2 separate regions of the Mus musculus genome follow, and region 2 is linked to region 1. The links are chromatin loops, found by intact Hi-C in ENCODE. Cell type or tissue: gastrocnemius. All regions are shown on one strand. Links, peaks and the distances in the headings refer to the core of each region. The heading gives the core; the rest is flanking DNA.

Region 1 (10,025 bases), core at 900-8,899:
AGGGGACTGTTGGGAAAGGGAAAGGGGGAAGTCAAGTTCTTGAAATAGGAGGGAAGGGAAGGGTAACGTTAACATCAGGCTTTGTTTGTACTGTTGTGTTAAAATAATGCCCACCTCCTTGTTATGCTAATTAGGCATACCCACGGGGAAACGTTGTAGTTAGAGTGAGATGGACTTCTGTGAATAATATTTGATTTTTATAGGAAAACCTGTCTCTAGTTGGTGGTCTTGTGTTTCCCCATTGGCTTTAATTCCATCCCACAGTTTCCCGTGCCAGTTCTTTGTGAAGGAATTGGCAGGTGCTGCGCATGGACACATGTCACTGGATTTGGTATAATTTGTCTCCCTTTGCAGCTTTCCTAAGTGTGTTACGCTAAGGATGAGTTTCTACTTCAGTAAAATGAGAAGTCTAGACCAACAGCATGCTGGGGTGGTGACTGTCTTTCTGAAGTTTGGTTCCGCCAAAGAGTGTGCGCGTGACGTGTCATAGGGATAAGCAGGGGTCCCTTCATGCCTTGCAGTGGGTGGACAGTGTTTGACCAAGCGATGGCATAGCGAAAGACAAGTCACTTCAGGCACCACACATTATCTCGGGGTGGAGTCAGAATCCGAGATGAGAAGGCGGGACTCAAAAAGCCAGACAATCCCTCCATCCTCCTCAGGACACCACAGGACACCTGGTGGGGGGCACTGGGGACAGGGGAGAGAAACTCAGGTGAAGGATGGAGAGAATCACCCCAGGCATTGGGGGAAGAAAATCATTCTTGTGCATCGCAGTAGCTGATGGGGCTTAAAGGCAAGCAGACAGAATTAGCTCCATAAAAGCAATCCTCTGCCCGCTTAGATCAGAGCAGACGCCAGTACATCATGGCTACGACTGGGTTTCCGTATCTGTCTCGGCTGAGATAAACATGTCTGTCTACCTCGGGGTCTTACGTGATGTTGTGGATGTTTCAGATGGTTACTAAGCAACTGACCATGAGTGGGTTCTAAGGAGGGCGTAGCCACAGTGAGGCATGCTTTCCATCAGATCTCTTTACCATCTCCTTTTTACAGTGTGGAGGGTACTAGGTGATATTTCAGAAGCACTAGTAGGAGAGGGCTTTATATACCCTCCTGGTAAGAAATATTGGGGTGCTTTTTAGGGCTTTGGTTTTTATTTTTACATTTGCAAAAAAAAAAAAAAAGAGAAAGTTAGTTTGGACATTCTTTGCCTTAAATGCTTTCTAGATCTGGACACTGTTTTCCTTATGTATTTTTTAGAAGGCACTTGACATCAGTTCTCTCAGCACCAGAATTATAGCTACATGCACCGTCATTCATGGATCCCAGGAACAGTTGCTTATTTAAAAAGTTGTGAAATAATAGATATGAAGCCAAAGCTCTTCATGCTAAACATATAGATATTCATATAAGGACATGAGCATATGGGATACACATTATAGAAATGAAGAGATTAATAAACTTAAAACTAAGAATAGTGATTACTTCCAGAATGTGGAAAAGGACCGGATTGTATGGAGGACAAAGGATATTGTGTGATTGTGTCAGTACTTGAGGCGAGGAGACATTTCTCTTCCAGTGGGCGGTAGGTAAATGGAACCTTGGCCTAATATAAATATCATGATGCAGCATATATCTCAGTATGCTTATAGAACATTTTTATTTTTTCTTTGAATGCATTTCTTCAAGGGAAATAAGGGTCGTGACCTCAAGGTACTTAGATCTTTTGAATAGGAAAAGACATTTGCACAGATAAATTGCACAAAGTACTCACAAGGCAAGAGAGTCAAGTCTAAGCCACTTAATGTTCAGTGATAAAGATTGGCTTTTTCATAATTAGCTTCACCTCAAAGGAGAGACTCACTAGGTGCTGGCATTAACGTGCGCGTGAATAAACCGTGAAGAAGGTACGTGGAATCATCCAGCAGGAACCTTTCTTGAATGATATGAAATTTAAACTTGTACATGAAGAATGAGTAAAATTATGGGATAGATACTTTGTAAAAGGTACATTTGGGGGCTGAAGAGATGGTTCCATGGGTAACAGTACTGGCTCCTCTAACAGAAGACCTGAATTCAGTTCCCAGCACCCACTTTTAGCCTCCTTGAGCAACAGACACTCAATTTGGTGCCCAAACATACATGCAGGCAAACACTCATTGACAGAAAGTAAATCTTTTAAAGAAGCATAGTTTCAGGAGGTATGATGGTTTGTATGTGCTCGGCCCAGGAAACAGCACTATCAGAAGGTGTGGCCCTGTTGGAGTAGGTGTGGCTCTATAGGAGTAGGTGTGGACTTTAAGAGCCTCATCTTAGCTGCCTGGAGGTCAGTATTCTGCTAGCAGCCTTCAGATGAAGATGTAGAACTTTCAGCTCCTCCTACACCATGCCTGCCTGGATGCTGCCATGTTCCCACCTTGATGATAATGGACTGAACCTCTGAACCTGTAAGCCAGCCCCAATTAAATATTGTTCTTTATAAGAGTTGCCTTGGTCATGGTGTCTGTTCACAGCAGTAAAGCCCTAACTAAGACAGGAGGGTACTCTGTGAACAAAGATAAAACACCACATGAGCATGGGTCATGACTGAAAATTGACAGAGAGGCCAGACCACAGAGAACTGTAGTGAGTGTTCGGTTCAGTGGAAAGATGGGCTACGAACAGGTTCTGCAGGGACTTTCCCATCACACCCAAGTATTTTGTCTTTATGCTGTAGCGCTGGGCAGAACTCATATTTCTCTTTGAAAAACTCAACCCATTCTTAAGAAATATTTATCTGGTGGCAGTTTAAAGGCTAGGTTGGGATGAATGGAGCTAGAGAAACGTAAAACTGCAGGCCAGAGATGATGACAAGCAAGAGCGATAGAGACAGTCAGAAAGGGATGCTTTCAGGAGTGACAGGGATGGGTGGTGGATTGACAGGGAGTCTGAAGTAACTTCCTCTACCATTTCTTACCCTTCCCTGTGGCTATTCCTCACTGCCTCCTCCATCTTCTCTTGGATGGTGTCCTGGGCTGGTTAAGGGAAGGAGGCAGCAATCACAGTTAACCAGCGTTGGTAAATGCCCACTTGGGAAGGATAAGAAACATTTGACTATCACATACCCATACTGTCCACCCAACCCATACCACACTACGCACAAGGGGTGGGGGGTGCACACCATGCACACAAAAACACATTTAGAAACTTTGTAAAATTTCAGTAAGAATGATTAGAGATGTTTTGGAATTCTGCTGTGCCTTGTAAATAGGATTTGCTCGACACACTTCAGTATTCCTCACTGTTGACTTCTACCTTTGCCTTCTGCTTAGATAAAAGCTCCATAAAACCCTCTCAGTGCATGTTGCTGCCAATGCTTCATTTGCTCAGAATATAAGCAGTGCTGGGGTTGAGGAAATATGCCTTTCACCAGCCATTAACAAGAGATATGGGTGGCCTCCATCACGGTCTCCTGAAGTTCATTCAGTTAGACCGTTAGTGATAATGGGACCCTTCAGTCAAAGCTCTCAGCGTTTGCTCATTGGCAGGCTCCGCCTTTGTTTGCTTCTGACAGCCAGCTTTCCTGTTTACTGCAGTTACGATGACAGTGAGCTGCACTATCGTCTGGCAGCTCCATCCGTCACTGTATTATTATGTAATTTCCTGTTCTTGTCCATCTTTTCTCTTTGCATCAGCACAGATGTACATTGACAGGTATCCTTATGGCTTCTGGTCTCATTTCTTCCCTTGATCCTTCTCTTCATGCCTGCTTCTCTTTCTCTCTTTGCTCACGTCCCCATTGGTCTTCACATTCTCCTTTTTTAGACTTGCCTTCTATTGATAATGCTTTGGCTTATTTTTCCCCTCAAATGGGGTTTCCAATGATCTCCCACCTCTAGCCATATTAAAATACAGGTTATACAAAGTCCTACTTACTTCTGTTTTATTTTTGTGACCCCACACGTCTTTTCCTGTCATTGGTACCTTTTTCTCAGAAGCAGTATTGATTCTGGACCTTTGCCCTTTTCACGTTGCCTTTGACTGCCGAGAGGTTAGAAGCCTCGAGTCTGTAAATTCACCTATGTTTGCTGTAATTATCAAGCCTAATTCTTTCTGTATGTTCTGTTTTGTCCAGATGTGAGAGGAAAATCAGGAGAGCGTGCGTTGCAAAACAAAGCTGGAGGGAAAGAGGATCATTCGAGATGTTTTTCGTTAAAAATAACTAAGTGAATTTAGCTCAAGTCACGGAAAGCTTTGCTCTTTTCTCGGTGACGCTGAACAGTCGGGTGGCTGGTTTACATAGGAAGCTTGGACTTCTCATTGGAGGCAACACTGAGAGTAACTAAATAGGAGAGAACAAAGGGAAAGAGGGAATTGCAAAGGTCAGACCACAGGCAGCACATGCAGGCTTAGGAGCTAGGAATTGTAAATACTTGTCAAATATATATATATATTTTTAATGCCTGCAGCACAGGAACCTGAGCATTGGCTAGATAAGGCACTCAGGTCTGTACAACCAGCAAGTGCAGCTGGTCCCTGGGCGCCAAGGACTGCCTGGTGTTTTAATTACCCCCAGATCACCGGGAGGAAGTAGAAATGATGTGACCCTATCTACTGCTGTGTGTCTCTGTTTCTATAAAGTTTTTGTGAATACCCTTTTCTGTGGCTGTGTTTAAGTCTGAGATCTCACACACGTGCTAGGTAAGCGTTCTGCAGAGGAGCACCACCCAGGTTTCAGAAAATGTTTTTGTATTTCCTTCTCCAGCTGTGTGACTTTGATGGCCAGCACACTCTGTAACAAATAGCCACCTAATTCCAGAAAGGTCTTTACCTGGCTCTTCCATTTGTCAGGCTAATGATGAATGACCGTGAAATCCGTCCTCTGAACCTCTGCCCATTCGAACCCCCGCCCCCCAAATGCCTCACTTGATTACTTAGCTATGCAATGGGTAGAAAAGCAACGCAAACTTGGACTTTAAGATAACTCGTTTAAATTCAGCTCCAAAGGAAATGGCACCGCTTAACTCACTATGGAAGGCGGATGCCTGGAGCTGCAGAGCATTGAGTTACTCTGGAGTGCAGCCACATTTGGCAAGTCCCTCTGGCTTGGCAGAAGCGCTGTAATTTTATACAGGTTTGGGATTTGAGTGACTTATGTTAGTCTGTTCCATAATGGCCAGGCACTAGTTTTTGCTTTTTTTTTTTTGCTTGCTTGCTTGCTTGCTTGCTTGCTTGCTTGCTTGCTTGCTTGCTTTATTTATTTATTTATTTATTTATTTATTTATTTATTTATTTAACTTTGGTGGAGCAGAGGTCCAAGGAGGGGGCCAAAACTGCCCAGCCTTTTAGTGAGTGACTCCAGGGGAGAGAGAGATGGTTAGAAACTTGACCTCAAGTGGCTGTAGTGACAGACATAGCTGTATACATTTCTACTTAGTTTCCTCCAGAAGCCTAGAGGCCTCTCTAGTGGTACTGCCCAGCACTAACAGAGGATTTTGTGCGTTGGAATCTGTTTGACAACTGGTGGCCTGGAAGAGTTCAGTTGTTAATGATTTTTCTCAGCGAACTTAGCATATTGTGCCGTTCTAGCTAAGGATGTCTTCTAATTAATGGGCTATTGTACAAGCTGCTGCCGTTTGCTTTGGTCCCTGGGTGTCGGGACTCATTCCAAGGCCTCTTTCTGTCTTCTCAATTAATCCTCACAATACCTCTGGTCTATAGCTTTCTGCTCAATGCCGGCCTTTTATTTCTGAGCCTTTCCTATTCAAAATGAATTGGTTTATAAATGCAGGCACGTGAGCAATCGAGCATACTTGTCCCCACGTGAAAAGCCTTATTCCCCCATGATTTTAAATGTGTCGTAGCGGGTGGCGGAAGGCATCTGTGAAACGAGAGAAAGCGGTAGGTAGGGTTTGTTGGAGGGGAGGGGAGAGGCAAGTGGGCTGCGAGGATGGATGGGTCCGTGTGGGAATGGCCACAGACACCAATGCTCACAAAACAAGTGTCGACCTCATTTTCTCTTTCTTCCTTCAGCTACTTGTTCTTTTGTGGCTGATTAATCTTCCCTGCCCTCTCCAGGAGGGAATATCTTTCTCCCCGTGGCACTAATTTAGGAATGGCAGCTGAGTTAGTTAGCTTCGGTATCTGTGGCCATTCCCACATGGACCCATCCATCCTCCCAGCCCCCTCTCCTCCCATACCCCCCCCTCCATGCCTCCCAGCTGGCCTTCATAGCCCCCAGCAACCCAGCATGTGGATGGTCTGAGCGAACGTAGGCCGAGTACGTCCCAGGGTCATTGAAGAGCTGTAGACTCTTGTGTTTCTAAATTGATCCGACAGATTAGACTGTCTTCCCAAATTATTGCTGTTTGTATTATGACAGAGTCACTGACAAGGAAATATGACCAATAGCTAGAAAATCATCTTTGGCTGAGGAAGGCTAAAACCTGTCAAAATCAGAGAGAAATGTAACACGCTTCCCAATCTTACTGAGCCTACTTGGAGAATGGAATAAAGCAAAATGGTAAAGGAGGAAAATCTTCTCTCCTCCTTAGTGCCTATAATTGCTCTAGGCGTATCATGGGCCTTTAATAAATGAATAAGCAAATCCCTGTTGCAAATGGTCCTAAGCCCCAAACCTTCCCTCACCTGGTCCTCTCCCTAGGAGTCCTACAGAATTGAGTTTTCTCAGCCAGCGTATGGCAGCACGTCAGCCACCTTAGGAAAGTGTTGAGTTCTTTGCCTTGGGTTTGTGGAAATCCTGAGTGGCACCTCCTGGTGGCCAGGAGAAATCCGAATGTGACCGGCATCATGGTGTTAGTGGCAGACATGACAGATGTTCTACTCTCAAACAGTGTGCTTCAGTTTTAGGGAGCCCTTTGCTCCAGTGAACAGTGGGTCACTGGCATGGGCTCGGGGTGAACAAGTCCCAAGGAGCATGCCCAGGACAAGTAGGGACCTGACATGCCCAAGGGTGTCTCTGCTCTCCTCTTCAGATCACTCTTGCACCTGCTCGGCCCTTCCTGTGGAAAACAGTCATCGGCATCATACTTGACCTTTCCACTTTCTGTGACGTGGGGAACAGGGCACAGTTCAGAGACTTGTGCATCTTTTTTAGTCAAGGTGAAGATGGGAAATTTCACTTACTGGCTGGGGCAGAACCTGGTGCCCCTGCTCTTTTTACTTTTTTTATTGTCATTTCTGGTGACTTTGGATGTCGTGACCTTGACGGTTAGAAGGTCAAAGTCATCTGTCTGAGTGTTTACGGCATTTTCCATTGCTTACGACGCCAGCCTCCGGGCTCTCTCCCTTAGTGCCCCTTCTTACTGAGCTTTCTCCGACTGTCTTAGCCACTCTGGTGACCTGGATCTAGTCTATTGGGCACTATGCAGTTGGCATGGGATATTTTTCTTAAACAGCAGCTGAGAATCTTGCCTGTGTAGGTTGCTGAGTGGGTATTTAGTCTAGGAAGGTAGGGGAATAAAATGAAAGGGGGGAAGGAAAGAAGGCAGTGACAATTTGTTCTGTCCACTGAGGCTTGAACCCAGGGCCTCATACATTCTAAGAAAGCATTCTTTCTAACACTGAGCAATACCCCCGATTCCTTTCAGATATTTTAAATTTTTGTATCAGATCTTGCTGATCACCAAGATGGGCCTCACCCTTGCTTTGCTTGTCTCCAAGATCACCATTCTGCTTTAGCCTCCCAAGAAACTGAGTTTATAAGCATGTGCCAGCGCACGTGTCACGGAGGTTAAATGTGCCCAGCGTGTATTCCCTACAGAGCAAATATTGAGATCTCAGCTTGGTGTGCCAAATGCTGGGGTAGATGTGTGACCCAGTACTGTGTTTCGTAAGCTGAGAGATGGCCCTCTTCCAGCGGGGCAGACCCGAGACCCTGTCTAATCAGCACCCAAAAGATCAGTGGTGAAGAAGGGAATGGACTGCAGCCATGTTTAGAGGTACCTGGCAGCTCTGCTGGGACTAGAAGCCATGAAGAGAAGAGAATCCAGGGTCAGTGTGAGGAGGCAGTCTGCGTAAGCAAAGAGGCTGGAAGGATGGGCCAGGACTGCACGTGTGTTCAGCATCCGTGGCCTGGGATGTGTATCTTTCCATGGCTTTGGTTTGTATGTCTTTTAGACCCATGCTTTGGTGATTCTTTTTCACTCGCCCTGGCCAACAGCTTTGGCCTTCTGTGAGCATGGCTCGAGGAACAAGGGACGGACTGTGATAAGCAACTTCTAGAGAAAGGAGCATGGCGGGGGAGGATGCAGCTGTGATTTGTTTTTCTTCCTTACACTGAAAAATAATAGAATAGGGTTTGAGGGACCACAGGGCAACTGGCCTGGGGACCTCATTTCTTGCAGCCTCCGCACCACACAGTGGCGGGATCCCCTCTGGTCCGATGAACAGCCTTTCCTCCCAGGTTCTTGCAAATGAAGCATCAGGGCAGTGTCCAACCACAGAAGGACTGGCCTGTTGAGGTGTCTCCCATTTGCCACCATAGCTTGAAAGATTCTTCAGTGTAAGTTCACAGAAGCCCTTCCTGTAGAGCCACGCTCGTCACAGACTCATGCACACTTCGCAGCCTGTGATGAGGACTGTATGCTTCTGGGTATCACAACTCAATGTATTAGACATGCCCAGTAAAAGCCCTTGTGTCAGAAGTCCTCTGGGGACAGTTTTCACCTTCCTTTCTGCGTTCTGAGAGCGACCTCCTCAAGCATCAGGATTAATCTTACAGTTGGGAGTTGCACTAAGCAGTTGGTTAGTGCTCAGTCTTGACTTCTCCGTGGAACATTTTTCTGTAGTTTTCTCCATTCGCTTGATTGAAAAACACAGATGGTTTGAGCCACACTCTGCTGTGTTCAATCCAGCCTCATTCGGGTGATGTAAACCACTCAGCACGCTTCATTTAGGGACTCAGACCAGACCTAAGAACCAGGGACCAGAACTAAGACCGATTCCAGTGAAGAGCACAGACCCTTCTGGGGCTGGATTTCTATACCCATTATATGAAAAGAAAATATGAAACTAGATTATCATGGAAGAGGATGTTTATTTCTTTTGGGAAACTGAAGCTACACAAAAGAGCTTTAAGTGGGCTCTGTGGGAGAAAGCTGAGTTTATCGTGATGGACTTTTGGATATGGACACATCTCAGTGAAACTTGTAACACAAGACTCCACGGCACAGTTCTAGAAACCCGTGACAATATATTACAATAAATTATTTAAGGGTATCATAGCAACTGTGGGCCCGGGGATATGAGAGGAAGATTACATGATGGAAACATTATCCCAGAGCTTCCGGCTTTTACGTGTTTTTTGATGGACATTTCCAGTGAGTGTTTCCCCATCAGATGGCTTTAATGAGATAAGACGCCAGGTAATAGCACCCCAGAAAGAACCAGGAAGGGGCTCGGGGATCTCCTGTTTTTCTTTCTGTCTTCATAGACAGGGGTTGGGTGTGGCAAGGAATTCTATGGTGAGGAATGCCCTTAGGCAACGAGAAGCTGGGTAGCTTTCACCAAGCCAGTGTGGCATCCACAGGGGCTTCATGTGCTTGCACTTGGCACTGTGGCCTTGGGAGGGATGCAGAGTCTACTGGCTGCTGCCTCCTCATTTACAGTATTGGCTTTGATGTTGACTTTGGCCTTGGCCAAGCATTGTTGCCTATGTGTCCTCCGTGCATCTCACACTTAGCTATAGTCACAGCTTGAAGTGTGACAGACACATTGCTGTTGGGGAATCAGTGGTATGTACACCTGTCCAAGTATATTGCCTTATACGTGGAATAACGAAATTATCTTAAGATTATTTTATATTCTATTTGGCTTGTGTTATAAAGGTAATTTCAAAGCTATTTGACAAAATTCCTAATATGTAAGATTTTTTTTCTCTTTAATAAATGACATACAAATAGTTTTTTGGCTAACAAAATTTTGTTGTATTGGGTCTTCAATAGTATCTTGCACTCAATGAATTTGGTGTTCAATATTCTTACCAATTTTTCCTTAAGAAACTATCTAGGCTAGGGCGTGGG
Region 2 (10,025 bases), core at 962-8,961, 94 kb after region 1:
ACTCCGTTGTCTTGTTAGTGGCTAAGTGTTATTTGGGGGGAAAACCTGCCCTTTGTAAGATTTCTCCTTTGTATTATAGTCTGGACAGTGTTTGTTGCTCAGTCTCTGTGACAACTCATTTGGTCTAGAAAGTTCCTCCAGAGAAGTCCTCTGATTAGATTGGTGGAAAGATGACGAGTTGTGGCATTTTCTTCCCACTCTCACAGCCGTGAAGGACATCTTCCTCAGCTCTCGGTGTGGTTTTGTTGTAGACTGTGCTTTCTGACAGTTTTATTGAGAGGTAATTTGCATGCCATATAATTTACCCACCTTCAGTATGCAGCTCAGTGGGTTATAATGTATTTACAGAACTCTGAAAGCATCTCTACCGGTTTAGAACGTTCTCATCACTTCCAAGCAAACCCCCACCCATTGGCTACGTGCTAATGAGCTGTTAGTTCCCCAGTCACTGGATAACCACAGTTGCTGTTACTCTAGATTTTTCTCTCACAGACATTTTATATAAATGCACTAATATAAATGCAGACTCTTTCATGGAGCGTATTTTTAAAGATCATCCATGTTGTGACATACATCAGCACTGTGTGTTGCCAAATTACATTCCATTTTATAAGTATACCGAATTTTATTTATCCATGTAGTAAATGATGATCATTTGGATTCTTTCCCCCTTTTGGCGAAGAATGCTACTGCTATGAAATCCACGCATAAGTTCTTGGAGAGAACATGCTTGGCTGTTCTGGGATGTGTATTGAGGAGTAAACTCCTTGATCATATGGTAGGCTCTGTTTAACATTTTAAAGAACTGCTAAACCGCTTCTGAAAATGTGCACGTAACGTTACGTTTCCATCAATAATATGTGGAGCTGATACTTGCCGCATAACCTCATTTCCACATACTGTCTTTGTCAGGGTCTTTATTGTATGCATGTACGTGCATATATGTATGCAGTGATGCTCACAGCTCACAGTGCCTGTGTGTATGGAAGTCTGAGGTTGACATTGGGAGTTTTTCTCCATCACTGTTCACCTTATTTTGTGAGACAGTCTTTTACTGAGCCTGGAGCTCACTAATTGGTTAGTCTAGCAGGAGAGCAAGCTCAGATTGCCAGATGCCACCCCCCCCCTTCCTCTAGTTTACATGAACAGCACCATGGCTGAGTGCAGGGGATCTGAACTTAGGTCCTTTCATCCAGAGCCCGCCCTTACCTGCCCTGATTCTCTCCATTGTCTCGTTGGGATTTTTGTCTGCATTTTCCTGTTGGGTGATGCTACCGACTTTGTTCATGTACTTAGTGGCCACTTGTGTTTGTTCTTTAGAGAAATGTCTATTCTGATCCTTGACCCATATTTTAATTGCATTACTTGTCTCTACATTATTGAGTTGTAATGGTTCTTACTTTATTTTATTGACTTATTGATTTTGGAGACAAGGTCTCAGTTTGTAGCCCAGACCGGCATTCTCCCTGCCTTGGTTCCCTGAATGCTGGGATTACAGTTGTATACCACATGCCTGGCTTAAAAATTCTTTACAGATTTTGAAGACAAGTCTTTTGCCACATATATAACATGCAAGTATAGTCTCCCATTCTGTGAGTTACTGTGTTTTCCTTTTTGAAAGTATATTTTTAAAAATATTTTAAAATATTTAACAAAGTCAAATTTATGGGGTTGTTGTTGTTGCTTGTGTTTTTGGCATCATATCTAAGAAACCATCCGCTCAAACAAAGATATCAAGACCCACTCTTGCTATTCCTCTGACATTTAGGTGTTTGACTTATTTTGTGTTAATCTGTGTGTCTAAAATGTACATTCTGTGCGGATACTAAACTGTTAGCACTTTTTTAAAGCGGGAAAGACCAGCTCACCTTTCTACACAGCTGCATTCTGTGGCTGGGACTAGGTTGCATGAGAGTACGGTGGTTATTGTCACACCCATCTCCGAAGTCAGGCTAACTGGTATCCTCCATCCTCCCAGCTCCCTCCGAGTGCTGACTTACACCCATTCTTCAGCACAACTGAGCAGATACAAGCTCACGTGCTACTAAGCATGCGAGAGTGCTGACAGCACCCCTCCCCGCTTCCGAGCACAGGAACCACAGGGAGGTGCTTAGCTTCTCTGGATGTTCTTCTCTCATCTGAATGATGAATGCTTTGCGGGGTCATCGAGGAGTTAATGGGGTATCATAAATGGCGCGCATTGGGTTGCAGCCTGAAGCCTAGCAGGTATTCCCTAAATGACAGCTGTCATTATTCTCGTGATACTGCCTTGCCTCTGAGCCACTTGCCTCATCCTTAGAATAGAAACAGAGCAAGGATGTCCCTGGCTTTGCTTAATCCGATACCCATTGGGCCTAGTACACTGCTCAGTGTACAGGAAGCTTTCAGTAAATATTTGTTGATGGGTTAAATATATAATACTTCTTCCATCCCTTAAGTATAATGGTAAGCATTTTCTACCAATGTATTCAGACATCTGTGGTGGCCCACAGTGGGAAATACTGATGAGCTGGAGTCAGGAAGACCAGAAGTTTCAGGTTAGCCTGGGTTACACTGTATATGTATGTGTATGTGTATGTGTGTGTGTGTGTGTGTGTGTGTGTGTGTGTGTATGTGTATGTGTGTGTGTGTGTATATATATATATGTATATATATGTATATATACATATATATATAAGCATTTTGAAAAGTATGAGACAGTACAGAAATAACTTTCTGTGTTTTTAAGGAAGATGTGGATTGATGTAACAATATAGCAAACCTGCAAATGAGGTGAATATATATTCTCTGGAAGGTGTGATTTCATTTTCAAGATCCTAAAAGAACCAGAGATCCTTTAATAAAGTTAATTTATTAAAGAATTTTGAGGTCATAGAAAGCTAATGCCCCTCTCGTGGCTTTCACACTTTTCCTGGGGAGAGAACGGCCTTCTGCCCGACCCTTCTTAGGAGCAGCTATATTGAGGCCAGAAGTGGGGAGGGAGAGACACGCAGAGATGGGCTGTCTTAGGATGTCCAATATCTGCGTAAGGAGTGGGAATTTGCTCAGCTCTCTAGTCACATCTTTCTGTTTCATCTCCCCCCTCGCCATAGAAGTAAAAAGTCAGTACTTTCATATCACCTTAAAATAAATGAATATAGACTTTAACCCCTCCCTGTGTGTCTGCCTACTCAGGGCCTTAAAGCACAACTCTGATGCTGACAAATCCACAGGAATCTTGGGTAGGTTCCTTAAAGTCATCAGCAGGAGAGGACCAACCAGTGACAAAAGCCAGGGTTCTTTGTATTCTTTATTAATTAGTTCTGAAAAGTCCCTCATATCTCTAGGTCCATTCCAAGCTGGACAATGAGTGCATTGAACCCTTAGGGCCTGACCAGCTCTTATTCCTGTGGCATAGCCAGTCAGAGGTTGTAAGTGACTACCGCATCTCCAGATGCTGTAAAGAGACATCTGGATAACACAAGCCCACCCATCCCTGGAGAACTACAGGCACTGTGCATGGTACCACCTGTGAGCTTATGTGCCCTGCTGCACTTGGCCATACAGAATGTAGGAGAGGCAGAGTTTAGGGATGTCTGTGAGAGGCTCAGACACACTGGGAAGAAGTCAATACAGAGCTGAGTCTGCACATGTTACTTATCGAGAAGAAAAAGGCAGAGAGCCATGGGCTACAAGTTTCTAACTCAGGGCTGTACCCAGAACTGTAACCAAAAAGGCAGCACAGACATGGTGCTTCATCTCTTGTCTTTGCCTCTGTATTATTCTCTGTAGGTCAGTCAATCCTGGGGGCTCACCAGAAGATGACAAATACTGATAAGTCAACAGGCTTTTGGAAAGGCAGGCAAAGCTGCAGAAATCTGGCGTGCTATCCTTGGAAACTCTGTGACCTTGAGCATTCTCTGCAGTTTCCATAGACTTGTTTTTCTCACTGGTGGGTGACAGAAATGACCTTGAAGGGTTGCTCTGAAGGCCCACTGGGAAGCTCAGATACAACTTGAGGCCCAGGAGCGGTGACATGGCCCTGACAGTGCTATTCTAGAATGGAGCTGTGTTGAAGGGGCAGCTCTGAGGAAGCAGCCTGTTGAGATCTAGAATCTAGACATCCCACTGGAGTACCATCTCACCTTGAAAGCAAGAGAACCCTGTCACCTTCTACCACAGCCGATAGACCTTGAAGACACCACATGGGGTTGAGTCAGCCAATCATGTGAGAATAAATGCTGTGGTTTCTGTTACATGAGCAGCCAAGCCTGTGGGATAGAAAAGGCTTCTGGGAGCTGGAAGGGGAGACCTGCTCCATGTGGTGTCCATCTTGCAAGATGGAGACATTCTGGACACCTGCCTCGTAGCACTGACTCTACTGGAGATTGGTAGACTGATCCTTTAAAACTGGTAGAGTGAGCCTGATGCATTTTCTTTCATTTTTATGTAAGAAACATCGAATTTAACACAATACATAAGGTGTTGTGCAAGGTGTTAAATTGAGACCAGAGAGAGAAAGATGAGAGGGGCAAGGGAGGTTCCTGCCTTCAGGGAGTTGGGAAAGTAGCAGAGTTCTTCTAGAGAAATGTCAGCATTGCTGGGGGCAGTGAGCGAGGGCAAGCTTCTGGACACTTTGAAACTGTGGGTTCTATAGATGTAAGACAGGAACTCTGGGTCTGTTATAGGAATGAAAGGAAAGTGGGTTTGGAGTGGTGGGTGGATACTCAGGGTGACAGCTGCTTTCTTACCACTGTGATCAGAGGCTTACAGGAAGCAACTTAAGGGTGGAAGGTTCCATACTGGCTCATGGATACAGTATTCTTGGAGGGGAGGGCCCAGAGCACATAAGGTGGCTGGTCACATTGTATCTATGGAGGAAGGCAGCAAGAGAGGAATGTTAGCACTCAGCTGGCTCCACTGTTAACCCTTTCAGGACTCCAGTCTCTAACTACCAGCATTCAATATGATTCCCCTTCTCAGTTAAACCTCTCAAGAAACACTCTCAGACATGCCTCCTAATCCACTTAGGTTGAGAGCAAAGGCCACCCATCACACTCAGTAATGTCACACTTTTTCTTGCCTTTACCATCAAGTCCTCTCTCAAAGGGGTTTGTAATCTCACAGAAGAGGGAAGGAAAAGATAAAGTCACAACAAACATCACAGGGCATAAGGAAAAGTAGACAGTAGCATGGGCAGGGTGTGCAGGGAGGGCCAAGTCTGGCCTCAGCCTTGAAACTGTGGGTTCTATAGATGTAAGACAGGAACTCTGGGTTTGTTATAGGAATGAAAGGAAAGTGGGTTTGGAGTGGTGGGTGGATACTCAGTTCAGACTGGTGGCCCTTTCCAGTCTGAAGGCAGAGAAGCAGACCAAACAGAGGAGTCACCCGAGATCTCATACAGCAACTTCTCAATTGTCAGAGTCTCCTTCTGAGAGACAGGAAGAGAAGGAGGGCCTGAGACATAGCGTTCCAGCTGTGGAGACACTGGGCAGCTCTGATCAGATTTTTAGTATGGTAGAAATGGAGACCTGGAGAGGACCAGCTAACATGACAGCAGAGGCTACCAGAACGAGACAGGCTCTCCTTGGAAAACACATCTGTCTGAAGGCATGTCTGGCGAGGTGGTTTTCATGGGGCCTTCTCAGGGTGGCTATCTAGAAGGTGTGTGCCCTGGAGCTCCCGGCCACTGCTGACAGTGGTTAAAGGGGGCAGAATCTGAAAGTCTCTGCCTCCTGAGTGGAAGAGGAGGCTGCCATGCAGATGAGAATCACAAATGGCCCTAGCCTTTGGATCCCTTTGGAGCCGAGGCGAGGCCTGCTGTCACCTTGTCCACACTGTGCCCTCATGTCACGTTGTGAGTCTTTCTGGCAGTGTCCTGCTCTCCCTTGTACAGTCAGTTTGAGGAAGTGGAATCTGGGAACCTTGCCACCCTCCAGTACCTGGTGGCCTGCCAGGACTTTGGATACAGTGCAGTTTTATCCTGGAGCAAATTTGATGCCAGCCCAGAGGATCCTTTCCAATTTCCTTCTTCCACCTGGCAGTCTTGCTGTTCTGCCTGTCCCTGCATCGGAAGAGAAGAGAGCAGAAACCTGTGTCTCAGGGGCTGCCCTGGAAGGTCACCCAACAGCTAAAGTGAATGACGCGATGGGGCTGGCGTTGGAGGTGAATCCACAACGTGGGACTTGATTAGTAAAGGCTTCTTGAGTGAACTTCTCAGAAAAGCATCCATATGGCTGAAACTGAGGGGCCCTGCTGGGATGGTTCACAGGCTGGGAGCTTCTCCTGGACAAAAGCAGTTGGCCTATGACATTGCAGGGTCTTTAGATAAGGTTCTTCTTTCCCTCATTTCTGTCGTCTTTCTCCTATGGGCTTCTAAGGCTTAGATGCCTAGAGCCTTTGGGGTGTGTGTGTGTGTGTGTGTGTGTGTGTGTGTGTGTGTGTATGTATGTATGTGTGTGTTTGTGTATATGTGTGTCTTCATGTGTATATGTATATATGTGTGTGGATATGTGTGTTTGTGCGTATATGTATATATGTGTGCTTTTCATGTGTATGTGTTTATATGTATGTGTTTATATGTGCAGAGGTATGTGTGTATGTGTATACATGTATATGTGTGGGGTTTTGTATGTATGTATGTATGTATGTATGTATGTATGTGTATGGGTATGTGTATGTTTCTATATATATGCATATGTAAGTTTATATGTATATGTGTATTTATGTACACATGTATGTTTTATGTATTTTCATTTGTATATTTTTGTTTATGTGTTTTGTGTGTGTGTGTGTGTGTGTGTGTGTGTGAAGGAGAGAAAATAAGAAAACAGGACAAGATCAAGAAGGAAAGAAAAATTGATTTTCAAGTAGTCCTAAAAAACAGTGGAAGTATTGTAATCTGTTTTCTGTTGCCACAACAAAATACTCAAGGCTAGATAATTTATAAAAGGAAAAAGGTTCGAAGCTGGAAAGCCCACAAGCATAGTCCATCAAGGGCCTCCTGCTGTTTTATCAGAAGCCTAAGGAGGAGGAAAAAAAAACCTATTACATGCAGCTTCACCTTGTAACCACGTATTTGGAGGTGACTAATCCTGCAAGAGAGACAAGAAACCATGCAGGGGCTCCATTCTCCCTCCCCATCTTGCTGCAGAGTCTAACACATGGGTAGGGGACACTCAAACCCCACCAGAGAGCAAGAGAATGTGAGCCAGGCCCTCTACACTGCTTCTTCTGATTGCAGTCCCTTCCATACCTCTCTGTCTGGCACTAGCCCTCTGAAGCCAGAGGCCTCTGTCAGTGCGTATTTCACATCAAATAGCTGAGCTACCTGGTTGGCTCAAAAGCCTTGTGATGGCAGACAGACAGTGCAATAATTAGGGAGGCAGAGGCTACCAGTCCTACTGACAGTATTACATCCTCTGCCTTGCCTCCCTGTGCTGTTGGGAAAGGAGCAAGAAAGGGTTTCCCCTCCCCCTTCCTGTTTCTATTAATGCTCACCCTGACTCAGCCTTGCACTGGTAGATTTGAAGAATGATTTTACAGGAAGAATGAAGATTTGAAGAGTGGCTTTACACTTTACGCAGCATGCGTAGTGCTGTCTTTGGTTGTAGAGTTAAGAGAAGCTAGGCATGCCAAGCACAAAGTGAGCCAAAGGGAGAGCAGGGCTGGACCCGCAGTGGACTGTGATCAGTGGGATCGCCACAGAAGACGGTTGGAGAGTCCTTGTTCTCAGCTGCAGAGAGGCCCCATAATGCAGAGTGCCACACAGCCACAGTGGCAGCTGTGGCAAGAACTGAGTTCCTGGGTCCCAGGCCCCAGCCAAGTAGACTCTTTCTACACAGTGGAGGAATACATCAGTAGTAACTTGGATTGGCTTACATGGCTCTTACTGTGGCCCAACCAAGTGTCACTGTATGTCAGTCTTCACATTCTGAAATGTGTTAGAATCAGGCCTAGAAGTAAAAGACAAGCCCCAAACCCCGGGGTCCTGAAATCCTTTTCTTCCCACTAAGGGGTGCTGTTGTCTGGGTTGGGGTGAGGGGACTATTCAGAGGATTGGTTCCTGGTGAGGAGGGGCCCCTGTGACCATAAGCCTGCCTTCACTTCCACAGGCAGAAAAGGTGCACAGACTCAGGGCCACAGAACTCTGGAGTCAAAGCACCATATAAGCCTTCTAATCTGTCCTTAGGAGTTTCTGGTTGGAAAGAAAGGCCTACAGAGCTAAGGTGTCTGGCTGCCATGGGACTGACCTGTGTGGCCTGCTGCCAGATTGTACCAGTGGACGGATTCCTGGCAGAGGTCAAACCAGGCTCAAGCCACTGAGAATAATTTGTCATCCACTTCCAGAGTGACATTCGACATCTTGTCAATGGAAGGTCCATTTTGAAACAAGCCAGGCAAAGAGGCAGCAGCACATTCAAGGGGCTTTGTAGGAAAACAGACCCACATCCAGCCCACACCTGCCGCTTCACAGCTGACTCATCTCAAACAGTGAACGGTCTCAGGCAGTGTGCATAAGCTCTCAGAAGGGCGATTTCCTACATTGTAAAATGAAGAAGACGGTGATGTGATGGGCCTTAGGAGTTCATCAGCAAAACTGATAGGATACCACCTTGGAGCCCCTGGACAGCACATCACAGAATAGCTACCATTTAGAAGACAGTAGTTACTAGTCTGTAGTGCTGAGAGGTGGACACACTCTTCACTGATTTGTGTTTCCAAAGAGTTTTCTCCAAACGTGAGGCTTGTACGTGTGTGATATATATATAGAGAGAGTCTGGAAATGTCAACTGGGTTTGAAAAGGCAACAGCCACATTGTATCACTAACTGCCCAGAAAACTTCCAATAGTGCCTTCCAGTTCTGCAACCCTCGGCTCCTTTAAATAAATAGCATTAAAAGTATAGTGTTAAGAAGCCCAGGACTTCCTGTATTTTAGATCTGTCTACGAGTGCAGATACTAAAAGCATAACAGGTATTTAATGGAATCTGTCTTTTTGATGATAATTGCAACATTCTGAAGTAGGGCTTTAAACACATCTGTATACGCAAACTGCTACTTGGAAATTGCTTGCTTCAAGGGGGCATTCAGTATCTCGCCAAACTTTCAAGTCAGATAACTACTGTTTAAATTGATGGCAGGTGTTTGATCTATAAATAAGAGTTGGGCTTTGCACTGCGGGGGCTCTGTTTACCTGAGGCCATGTTCATTTGCAACACACCAGGAACTGGAAAGGCCAGAGGCACAAGCATCCATGGTACCCATCCATGGCAGCCGCGATGATGCTTCTATACTTCTGAATTTGGGGAGAATCTGTTTCTTTGGACAAGGGAGGCTCTGTTGGATTAGAAAGTGAACCAGTGAGCCTGAGGAGAGGTGAGATCATATGGAAGGATTCTGAGCAGTGGGAGTTGGCCCAGAACATCTGATAGCCCCAGTAGCCACTGAAAAGATCTTCCCCACGGTCTGGAGACATAGCTCAGTGGATAAAGTTCTTTGCTATACAGCAGGAAAACTTGAGTTTGGCCCATAGAATCCACAAAAAACTATATGCAGTGGCACATGTATTTAATGCCTGCACTAGGAAGACAGAGGCAGGAGGATCTTTGGAATTTATTAGTCATCTGGTGGAGCCAAATTAACTAGCTCCAGGTTCAGTGAGAGACCCTGTCTAGAAAAACAAAGTTAAGGAAGATGACTGATGCCAGCCTCTAGCCTCCTCCTCTGCGTACCAGCATGGGTGTGCAGGCATGCTGGTACACACACACACACACACACACACACACACACCTCCCATAATTTTGTTCTTGTTGTTTCTTCCTCTTCCTCCTCAGTTTTCTTTCTTCCTCCTCTTCCTCTTTTTTCCTCACCTTAGCATTCACTTTCTGGCTTTAGCAACCTCATTTATTCTAGTATTCTATATTTATTCTAGCAGAAGGGTTGTCAAAACTGGCTCTGTCCCCATGACTCCTAGATCGCTTCTGATGTTCCAAGTGCCCGTTTTAATGCTAATCTGGACCTTGCATAGCCTGGACATGCACGCT

What was found. A loop is a pair of places that touch in the nucleus more often than their neighbours do. Peaks named below come from ENCODE experiments on the same cell type or tissue, not always from the same donor. Only the 100,000 strongest peaks of a DNase experiment are listed, where the experiment ranks them.
Region 2: it touches region 1 in a loop (4-fold over the local background); 2 of 42 quality-filtered maps call a loop at or near these places.

What each region holds. Positions count from the first base shown.
Region 1 is chr1:179,102,453-179,112,477 of GRCm38, reverse strand. All of the region lies in intron 5 of Smyd3 (SET and MYND domain containing 3), which reads left to right. Among named protein-coding and RNA genes, the nearest start is that of Gm31349, 220 kb to the left of the region's middle. In gastrocnemius, for the core only: no CTCF peak of the experiment used is centred there; a DNase peak (open chromatin) is centred at 5,059.
Region 2 is chr1:179,008,342-179,018,366 of GRCm38, reverse strand. All of the region lies in intron 10 of Smyd3 (SET and MYND domain containing 3), which reads left to right. Among named protein-coding and RNA genes, the nearest start is that of Gm46249, 240 kb to the right of the region's middle. In gastrocnemius, for the core only: no CTCF peak of the experiment used is centred there; a DNase peak (open chromatin) is centred at 5,914.